2 separate regions of the Homo sapiens genome follow, and region 2 is linked to region 1. The links are chromatin contacts, found by Hi-C or POLR2A ChIA-PET in ENCODE. All regions are on one chromosome and are shown on one strand. Each heading gives the region's core, a stretch centred on a gene start or an enhancer-like site at or near the end of the contact. The rest is flanking DNA. Distances are from core to core; before and after follow the strand shown.

Region 1 (4,598 bases), core at 544-3,043:
AACCAGGTCCCTCCAGAGTGAGGGCTTCCCAGCTCACAGCCAGAGGCTACTCCCCGCCCCGCAGGCCCTCGGGTAAGGGGCCTGAATCCCTCAGAGGACCAGCCCTCCCTGCTCCCTTTCCCCCCGCTAAAGGTGGCACGGGGGCCCACCTCAGTGGCTGCCCTGGGTCCTGCTTGTCCAGCTCCAGGACTGCCTGCTGTCCAAGGCTCTCCAGAAGCAGCAGTGAACCCCACCCTTATCAGCCCCAGCAACAGCCTCACAGCGTGAGGAGGCCCAGAAAGGCCTGGGAGCAGGGCCAGCCCCCACAAGGCAGTGAGGTCGGGAGGGATTCAGCCATTTCTCACACTCAAATGGAACCTCGGGCCACACAGCTCAGGCACACACCATCGGGGCTACTGGCTGCTTGGAGTTTATTTTCCGCTTGGTGCCAGGTGCACAGTTCCAGGTGTCAGGAAAGCTAGCGAGTGCTGGGGCCGGGCGGTAGAGAGCGGGGCTCTCACTGGTTTTTGGTGTCTGCTGTGTTGATGCGAAGGTCTGCTTGCTGCAGCCGCCTAGTTTACAGGGTGGGGGGTGGGAGGTGGGGAGGGGGGCGAGGGATGCGGAGTGGGGAGAGGGGCGGGGAGGGGCTCTGGTGGACTAGCGCCTCCGCAGGCCTGGGGCTGGTGGTAACCGCTCAGGTCAGGACGGGGGCCCAGCGCTGGCTGTGCTGGACTGACCGCCGGGCTGCTTCCTCGGGGCGTCCCGAGCCAGGCCACAGGCGGTCATGCTGCTGGAGGCCTGGGGAGGTTCCGAGTGCTCTGCGGACTCCAACACCGTGGCCATGAACGGGAGGGTGGACTTCCCGAAAAAGAAGCTGGCCCACCAATGACCCGGGTCAGCCTTGGGGAGACCTGAGAGAAGCGAAGTGGGGTCTTGATGCTGCCAGCTCCTGGAGGAGCGGGGGGAGAAAGGGGCGATCCTGCACTCACCTGGGGGGTGGGGAATGGCTTCCCCGGGGCACTCGGTACTGCTGCAGGAGCTGTTGCTGGAAGTGGAACCCAGGCGGCCTGGAGAGGAGAGGTCCCGTCAGCAACGCGGGGCGCGGAGCCCCCCAGCCCACCGGCCTTCAGGCCGAGCGCTGGTTCCGCAGCCTGCACGGGGCCGGCACTGGCGCCAGCAGAGCATCCGCGTGGATGGGGGGCAGGGGCTACTCACGCCGGTAGTAGTCGTGGGTGGCCACGAGCGAGCCGCTGGAGGGGATGGCCGCCATGCTTTAGCTTGCTGGCTGGTGGGATCTGCGCATGGGGGTGGAGGAGCCCCTCGGGTCAGCGGCCTTCCGTCATGAAGGGCGCTCCCCAGCGGGTGGAGCCGCCGCGCTGGGTTATTTACCGAGGCGGGGCTCCCCAGCTCCCGGCACCGCCTTCGCCGCGCGGGGCGCGGGCGGCTCCAACCAGCCCAAACCGGCCGAGCGGGTGGAACAAAGGCGCTTTGTGCGCGGGGCCCCGGCCCAGACGTCGGGAACCTGGTGGGCGCCGTCCCAACCCGCCCGACCCGAGAGGAGCCCGCCGGGGACCCCGAGCCCAGCGCTCGCCAGGCGGAGAGGAGAGGAGCCCCCGGCCCAGCCCCGCCCCTCGCCCCCCGCCCCTCGGGCCTGCTCGTCCCACCCGCGCGCGGCGCCCCTCACCTGGGCGGCGACCCCTCGCGGGCCTCGGCGCACGATCACGGGTGGCGGGGACGGGGGCGCTAGGCCACGGAGCCCATTTGCAGAGAAGACCGCGGGAAGCCGCGCCACGACAGAGAGGCGCGCGCGGGGTGCGCACGCGCGGACGCGCCCACTTATATGCGCGGGGGCCGCGGCGCGTCACGGAGGGCGGGGCGCACAGGCTCCTCCCCGGGCCCCACCCGGCCCCGCCCCTTTCCTGGCCCCGGCGAGGCCGCGCCCCCAGCTTCCACCTCGGTGCGACTCTCGCCGTCTGGCTTGGGCTGAGCCCAGCCCTGCGGCGTTCGTCTTGGGGCGGCCCGGCCGGTCCTGGGTCTGCAGGGGTTAAAAGGCCCCGCGCCCGGGTCCGGGAGCCCAGCCCCCGCCCCTCTCCCGGGCCCAGGCCCCCGTCTCGGACGCGTCTCGGAGCCCCGCCTGGTCCAGCCCGCCCGTCCTCTTCAGCCCTTGTGGAGGCGACGGGGGCGCCGGGCGGGCCAAAAAGTGCTACGTGCGCGGAGCCCTCCGGCCCGGCCTCCAGGGACTTCGCAGCCAGAGGAACCTGGATCTCTCCCGAGTCCCCCTCACAGCTCTGGCAGCTCCGGAACCTGCACCCCGGTTGCCCAGCCCCAGGACGCGCCTGCTGCCCGCAGGGGGCGGTGAAAGGGTGGGCGGATGGCGGGGCAGTGGGAGGCGGGGCCCAGTCGGAGAGCGGGGCGGATTTGGGCGGGTGAGGTGAGTCTCCAGTCGCCGGAGGCAGAGGCTGGGCCCCACTGCTCGGAGACCCCATGTTTGGGGAGCCCAGAGCGTTCCCGGCAGGGCCCTGGGGCCCGGGGGACGGCCCGCCATGCCAATCAGGAGGGGGCGCGTTTTCCCTTCCCAGGCAGAAAGGCGTCCTCCCTCTCCTCCTCCCCCCAGCGCAGAATCCTCCCCACACCTCCCTCGGCCCCGCAGGGGAAATCGGCCTGCCCCTACGGAAATCCCGTTTCTTTATACACCCGGTCCTGGCTGGGCGGTGTCTTCCCCGTGGAAGAGAGGGTCCGGGAGGTCCGTGGGGCGGAACAGTCCGAGGGCTTCGGGAGTCAGCCCGGGTGGATTTGTTTCGTGGCTCTCGTTGCTGGCTGGGACGGCCGTGTGCCCGTGTTGTTCCGGAGATCGAGGCCAACGGATGCCGTACTCTGTCCTCGCCGGGTGCTCAGTGAGGACCCACAGCTGGGCAGGGACCCTGGGAGGCCCCTGAGCAAGACTTGGAGGGACGCCCTTGTGCCCCCTGAGCACGTGGGGAAGGCGCTGTCCTGGGCCCTGCACCGCTCTGTGTGTTCATTGCACGAGTGTGGTAAGCACCTACTATGTGCACATGGCCGAGCCAAGCGCAGGGAACGGTAAACCAAGGGAGAACGGCCTTCCCGTGGGGAGCAGTGCAGAGGCTGGCGGGGGCGGGTGGTGGGGAGAGCTCAGGTTTCAGCTGAGGTCTAAGGACGGAGGGCAGGGAACCGCCTGAGCCCCACCTGGGAGGGGGAGCTCGGTGCCGGAGAGCAGTGCCAGGACCTGCGATGGGAGAGGTGTGCAGCCCCGAGGGGTCACTGATGAGGCAGACGGGTCAGTTGGGTTGACACTCAGAGGGTCCTCAGGGGCAGACGCTGAGACGGGGTTTGGGGTTTGGGGTGCAGAGTGAGTACTGGTGATCAGCACCTGGGAAGGGGTGGGGAGGGTGCAGGGCCGGGCAGGGACTGTAGGGGCGGCCTGCGTTGGGCTTGGCTGGCACAGCCTTTGTGGCTTGCTTGGACCCATATGCAGCCGCCCAGGGACGGGAGACCCTGGTGAGGTGTCTGTGGTCCAGGCCCACCCTGAAGGAGCCGTGGGGCCGACTGCCGACCACGCCTGACAGCACGGCCTTCCAGGTCACCCGCTTCCCTCTAGGCTGGCCTGACCCAGCTCACCTCATTCTCAACCTCACCAGTCAACACCGGTCAACATCAGTCACAGAGCGTCTGAAAGGAGGAATTTTCATTTTCCTTTAAAGTGAAAAGGTAAAAACTGCATTTACTAAACCAGGCCGGTGGGGGCTCTGTGAGCCCCTCTGCACAGGAAGCCTCAGAGACGCTGCATGGTGTTCCCGGGGCATCCTGGCCAAGGTGGGAGAACGCAGCCTCCGTGAGGACCCGCGGGATGCCCTCGGGGGCCGCCTCCTGGTTCTCGTCTCCTCTGAAGTGCAGACGACGCTGGCCCACATCCTTGTCGGGCAGAGGGGCTGCCGACTGGCCCCTGGCCATGGCTCTTGCTGGGAGCCGTGTGGCCTGGGCTTGGACCCACATCCACCTCTTGCTGGCTGCCTGCTCTTGCCAGTGGCTGAGCCTGGCTTCTCCCATGACAGTGGCCGCAGACAGAGGGGACCCGTGCCACCAGGCAAGGTGAGCTCAGGGAACGCTAGCTCTCCTCTCCCTTGGCTCTGAGGGGTTCGGCGGTGCCCTTGGTGTGTCTGGGGGCTTTTGGGAAGTCCCAGGTCTGGGCTCTGGGTCAGGAAGCAGGAGCGAGGAGAGACACTGCACCCGAGCCTCCCCGGCTGTAGGAAATGGGGGCAGAAAAGCTAAGCGGACGGAAGATGCATTGTGCGCAAGCTATAGCAGGCCGGTTCAGGCCCGGTTGCTGCTAGGATGTGATCATTGGCAGGGATGAGATTGACGGGGACGGTCAGCTGGAGAGGACAGGGCACAGCTGGACGAGGGCGGGGACGGCCACAGGCTTCCCACAGGGCGGGAGGGAAAGGCTTCCAGTCCCACTTGTAAGGGCTGCCTGCCACCCTGTAGCCACTGTCTCCTCCCTTGTGGACGGGACGATGGTGGCACCTTGTTATGGTTGGGTTAACATACATATGTTAAGAATGCGTTAACCCCAGCGTGTGGGGAGGACTAGATGGGAGAGG
Region 2 (4,887 bases), core at 922-3,421, 230 kb before region 1:
ATGCAGAGGGGAAGATGTCCTGCACAGCAGCAAGTACATGGTAATCCCAGGGTGAGCAGCCCTCGGCACATGCGTGCACCGGGCTTCAGGTGGGTCTCCCGTAGGGTCCCGTGGACGTGGCTGCTCCGGGCTCTCTCAGTGGCCCATGCCCAGGTCTGACGTGCTGGTATCTGGGCCTGAGTAGCATAACGGCACTGGGCGTGCTGAGGGTCCCCCAGGTTTTTGAGCCTGGCCCCAGGGCACGCACCATGGAGATGGTGGTGTGGAGTTCCTGCCACTGAGTGACGTTGGGTCTCAGGGTTGGGGGAAAAGAACTTGATTAAATGGGTCTGGCTGCTTCTCCGGCGTCCAGCAAGAAGAGCCCAGGACTTTGAGTTGCACCCACATCTCCCATTTCGCCTGCACACTTTTGGGTCCGTATTACTCCACAGTGTTTGTTTCTTCTCTGCCTCCAGGGAGGCGTCTGATCGGACACCACGCCCAGGGCCTGCTACCCACACATGCCCAGTGGGGTCTGAGGGCTGGAAGGAGGGTCCTGCAGGGACCGGGCACTGTGTTCAGCATTGGCCGTTCTTACCCCTTGCCTCCTGCCTTTGGCCTGGATGGAAAGATCTCCTGAGAGCTGGGGCTCCTGAGCTCCCTGGGGCTCAGCCTTGCTGGCACCGCCCCTGCCAGACAGTGGGTGGGACAATTTATGCAGATGGTGGGGGAGCCTGGCCTGTCGCAGTGCTGACCAGCCCCCAGTGGGTGGCCGTGGGAGACAGCCCGTCCTGGCTGCTGGGCTGCGGCGTGCAGCCGTGGTCTGTGGGCCGCAGGGCGGTACATCCCAAGCCCTGCTGACGCCTCGCGGGTCCCTCTCTTTCAGTGAATGAGTTCACGGTGATCAGGAAGAAGTTCAAGTGTCCGTACTGCAGCTTCTCGGCCATGCACCAGTGCATCCTCAAGCGACACATGCGCTCGCACACGGGAGAGCGGCCCTACCCCTGCGAGATCTGCGGGAAGAAGTTCACGCGGCGCGAGCACATGAAGCGCCACACGCTGGTGAGTGCGGGGAGGGTCCGCGTGCCGCGCGCTGCGCGTGGCCACGATGTCCGGGCAGGCGGGTCCTGATGAGGGCGCAGACCGCCCCGGACCCCACACCGGGTCCACTCTGCACAGGGGGGACGACAGCAGGGCAGGGAGATCCGCCCCGGGCCCCTGTCTGCTCTGCCCCGGCCTCCTGGGTGTGGCTGGGCCACATGGCCCCTGCAGAGGCTTCGGCCCACCCTGCTCACCTGCTGGCCGCCAAGGCAGCCAGGCCTCGGCAAACTCAGCTCGCTCTGCTTGGAGCCCCCAACCCTCAGCCACCTCTGCGCCCCCCCGCCCCCGCCCTGCCTCGGGAGGGAGAACCCTGTCCTTGTGCCTGCCGACCTGTCTGCACCCACCGCGCCCACCCTGGAGCTCAGCACTGGCAGGTCGTTGTCAGGTAGCAGGTGTGGAGTGGATGGATTTGCTTGGGGAGGAAATAATAGAAAAAGGCAGCCTGGGAACAGGGAGGCAGATTTGCCAAAAAAGGCCTGGCGAGGGCATCTCAAGTGGGTGAGATCAACCAGTGAGGCGGGTGGGGCACAGGCAGCCCAGAGCGGGGCGGCCCCAAGGGTTCGGGGAGTCCTGGAACGCCCACCCCGAGGCGCAGGGTGCAGGGGGAGCTCGCGGCGGGCAGCTGTGTGAGGAGAGGCAGTGGAGGCGCCCCGGGCTCCGGGCAGAGGTGGGGCTGCTGTCGGGGCGGAAGAGGCTCTGGAGCATCGCTGCCAGTTTAGGAATCGCAGGAGAGTCAGCAGGTTCCGGAGCGGACCTGCAGGAGCCGAGCTCCACCGGGAGACCCACCGGGGGGCGGGGCTTCATGGGAGACCCACCGGGGGGCGGGGCTTCATGGGGAGACCCACCGGGGGCGGGGCTTCATGGGGAGACCCACCGGGGGGCGGGGCTTCATGGGAGACCCACCGGGGGGCGGGGCTTCATGGTGCGACCCACCGGGGGGCGGGGCTTTATGGGGAGACCCACCGGGGGGCGGGGCTTCATGGGGAGACCCACCGGGGGGCGGGGCTTTATGGGGAGACCCACTGGGGGGCGGAACCGAGCGCCAGAGGTCAGGTTCTGTTGGTTGCTGCTTTTCCAGTGCAGTGGTGGATACCCATTTGGGGTAACGACCCCTGTGGGAGCTCCCTGAGGTCAAGCTGCAGAGCTAGAGGGGTGCAGGGCCCTGGCCTCCCCGTGTTTGCCTGGCCGGCTGTGGGCGAAGGGCCACTCCAGGCCCTCGGATGCCGCCTGGGATGTGTGCTGGAGTGGATATGGAGCGGGGCTTAGTGCTGGGCTCTGGCCTTCCCTGATGCCCCCACATTTGCCTTTGCGAGGTGGAGGACAGTAGAGAAGGAACAGTCCTGGGAGGGGGCCCCTGGACCACGAGATGGCAGGTCTGCAAGGCCAGAAGCAGACCCACATCCACGCGGAGCCGCCGGGGCCCCAGCCTTGTTTTCCGTAGCGGAGGATGTGCTTCTGTTCACACAGGCCACAGGGCTGATCTTACAAACCACTTATAAAAAGCCGCGGGGGCGGGGGGAGGGGTAGCTGCACCAGGCCGACATGTTTCCTATTCAGAGAAAATCGCATCTTGTTTTTTAAACTGATAGGTGCTAACACGTTTTAACAACATGGATTGCAACGTCTTTCTTCAGCAAATCCGTATTAACCTCTCAGTAAACGTTTTGATCCTGTTTGAGGTTCAGTGTGGCTGCCTGTTCCTTCTCGTTGGATAGGGTTAGGGTTTGTTTTTTTGTTTTTTTTTTGAGACAGGGTTTCACTGTGTTACCCAGGCTGGAGTGCAGTGGCGTGACACAGCTCACTACAACTTTGACCTCCCGGGCTCAAGCGATCCTCCCACCTCAGCCTCCCAAGTAGCTGGGACTACAGGTGTGCACCAACATGCTCAGCTAATTTTTGCGTTTTGTGGTGATGGGATTTCGCTGTGTTGCCCAGGCTAGTCCCGAACTCCTGGCCTCAAGTGAGCCACTTGCCTCTGCTTCCCAAAGTGCTGGGATTACAGGTGTGAGCCACTGTGTCCGACCAGGGCTGGGATTTTTGTCCTGGGGTTCATGATTGGGCTTCAGGGGGTCATAATTCCCTGGAAAATGTACTTATAACATATGGAAAGCCAAGTGTGGTGGCACATGCCTGTAATCCTAGCACTTCGGGAGGCTGGGGCAGGAGAATAGCTTGAGGCCAGGAGTTTGAGACCAGCCTGGGCAAAATTGCGAGACTCTGTCTCTACAAAAAATTAAAAAAAAAAAAAAGTTAGCCAAGTGTGGTCCCAGCTACTTGAGAGGCTGAGGCAGGACGATCACCTGAGCCCAGTGAGGTCCAGGCTGCAGTGAGCTGTGATTGCACCACTGCACTCCAGCCTGGGCAACAGAGTGAGACCCTGTCTCTAAAGAACAACAAACACAAGCAAGCATATGGGGCTTGACTTTTTCTGAGGAGAGGCTCTGTGTGTGGCCTTCTCTGGGGTCCTGGACCTGAGAGCGTGGAGACCCGAGTGTGAGACAGCAGCTCTAGCCGGTCCAGCCTCCACTTTCACGATGGCACTTACGAGCACTGTCAGCCCTTCCCTGGCCTGGGTGGCCCCTCCACCCGCTCCAGGAAGAGCACCAGTGGCTGGGGCAGGGCCCCCCATGCCTTGGCAGGGCCACATTTGGAGGGTGGGCCAGCCGTGCTCTTGCAGCCACAGTGCCCCAGAGCCTGGGCGGGCTGCCAAGGTGTCCCGTCTTCCTTCTTGCTTCCTTCCAGGGCATTTGCCCATTTGCATGAGTTCCCAGCCATCCAGCCCTGGCCACATGGTCCCTGTGCCACCCCAAGCTGCCCCTGCTGCCTCCTCAGGTGCCCTGGCCCCTGCACACATGGGAGCCTAGGCCTCAAGGGGCCTCAGTGTTTTTCACTAGCCCCGCTCCAACCCTTCCTGGGCCTGTGTGCACCAGGTTACTGTGCTGGGAAGTTTCTACTGTGGCTTGTCTTGAATTTTTGTTCTGGAAGTCCTTGGTTTAAAATACAGCAAAACAGGCTGGGCGCGGTGGCTGACGCCTGTAATCCCAGCACTTTGGGAGGCCAAGGCGGGCAGATCACGAGGTCAGGAGATCGAGACCATCCTGGCTAACACGGTGAAACCCCGTCTCTACTAAAAATACAAAAAATTAGCTGGGCGTGGTGGCGGGTGCCTGTAGTCCCAGCTACTTGGGAGGCTGAGGCAGGAGAATGGTATGAACCCGGGAGGCGGAGCTGGCAGTGAGCCGAGATGGCAACACTACACTCCAGCCTGGGTGACAGAGCGAGACTCTGTTTCAAAAAAATAAATAAATAAAATACAGCAAAACAAAAGCCCAAAGGAGCAGTTCTGGCACCAAGTTGTCTGAGGCTCTGTTTCTAGGGTTAGCGTGTTTGGGCATCTGAGGTGTGCTGTGTGGTGCTGCCCTGGCCCTGAAAGCCACCAGCTGCCCCTGAAGGTCTCACATCCCTGGACAGCGCCCATCCCGGTCCAGGCTTAGAGCTCACACAGTTGCTCTGGAAGCAGACATTTGAGAAGTGAGGTCTTTATGGTTCCCGGCTTTGTGGAAGAAGTTACAGGCACCTCTGCCCTCAAGGAAGCGGGTCTAGAAGGGGAGGTCGGGCCGTGCTGGGTGGCCTGTCGGCCTGTGGATTCGGAACACTGAGGCAGGAAGTACGTAAGGGCCCGGGTCCAGCCCCAGGATGGGGAGGTGGTAGCTGTGGTGCCTGCCCGTCAGAGGTCTTTGCAAGTGTAGCAGGACCGTCTTCCGCCATGACACACATTGATTATGTATGTACTTGCTCATGGGAGAA

What was found. Hi-C counts contacts between places; a loop is a spot of excess contacts on that map. ChIA-PET counts read pairs that join two places held with the same protein, here RNA polymerase II (POLR2A). Pooled maps may share reads with other maps.
Region 2: a map of dorsolateral prefrontal cortex shows a loop between it and region 1 (2.2-fold over the local background). The contact joins the enhancer-like site here to the promoter of PPDPF in region 1. A Hi-C loop is called at or near these places in 5 of 168 maps with a recorded cell type or tissue (PC-9, ascending aorta, chondrocyte and 2 more), 6 of 37 single-sample maps with no recorded cell type and 18 of 50 pooled maps. POLR2A ChIA-PET finds 5 or more read pairs at or near these places in 15 of 52 experiments (A549, CD4-positive, alpha-beta T cell, CD4-positive, alpha-beta memory T cell and 12 more).

Annotation. Positions count from the first base shown.
Region 1 is chr20:63,517,960-63,522,557 of GRCh38, reverse strand. It overlaps PPDPF (pancreatic progenitor cell differentiation and proliferation factor), which reads right to left and starts at 1,793. Exons shown (of 4, transcript NM_024299.4): 1 at 1,664-1,793; 2 at 1,195-1,274; 3 at 969-1,046; 4 at 352-890. The coding sequence starts at 1,249. The coding sequence ends at 679. LOC102723814 (a long non-coding RNA gene) reads left to right here and starts at 1,885. Exons shown (of 2, transcript XR_430332.4): 1 at 1,885-4,086. RefSeq lists silencers at 1,341-1,540, 1,651-2,200, 2,261-2,510 and enhancers at 1,783-2,659, 2,660-3,536, 3,537-4,414.
Region 2 is chr20:63,748,840-63,753,726 of GRCh38, reverse strand. ZBTB46 (zinc finger and BTB domain containing 46) reads left to right here. Exons shown (of 5, transcript NM_001369741.1): 4 at 866-1,041. Among named protein-coding and RNA genes, the nearest start is that of ZBTB46-AS2, 7.5 kb to the right of the region's middle. RefSeq lists enhancers at 1-33, 34-985, 986-1,936. Within about 2 kb of position 2,171, at least 4 of the 41 ENCODE cell types and tissues checked have a DNase peak (open chromatin) inside an H3K27ac peak, as active enhancers do; they include CD4-positive, alpha-beta T cell, where a contact is called at or near this core.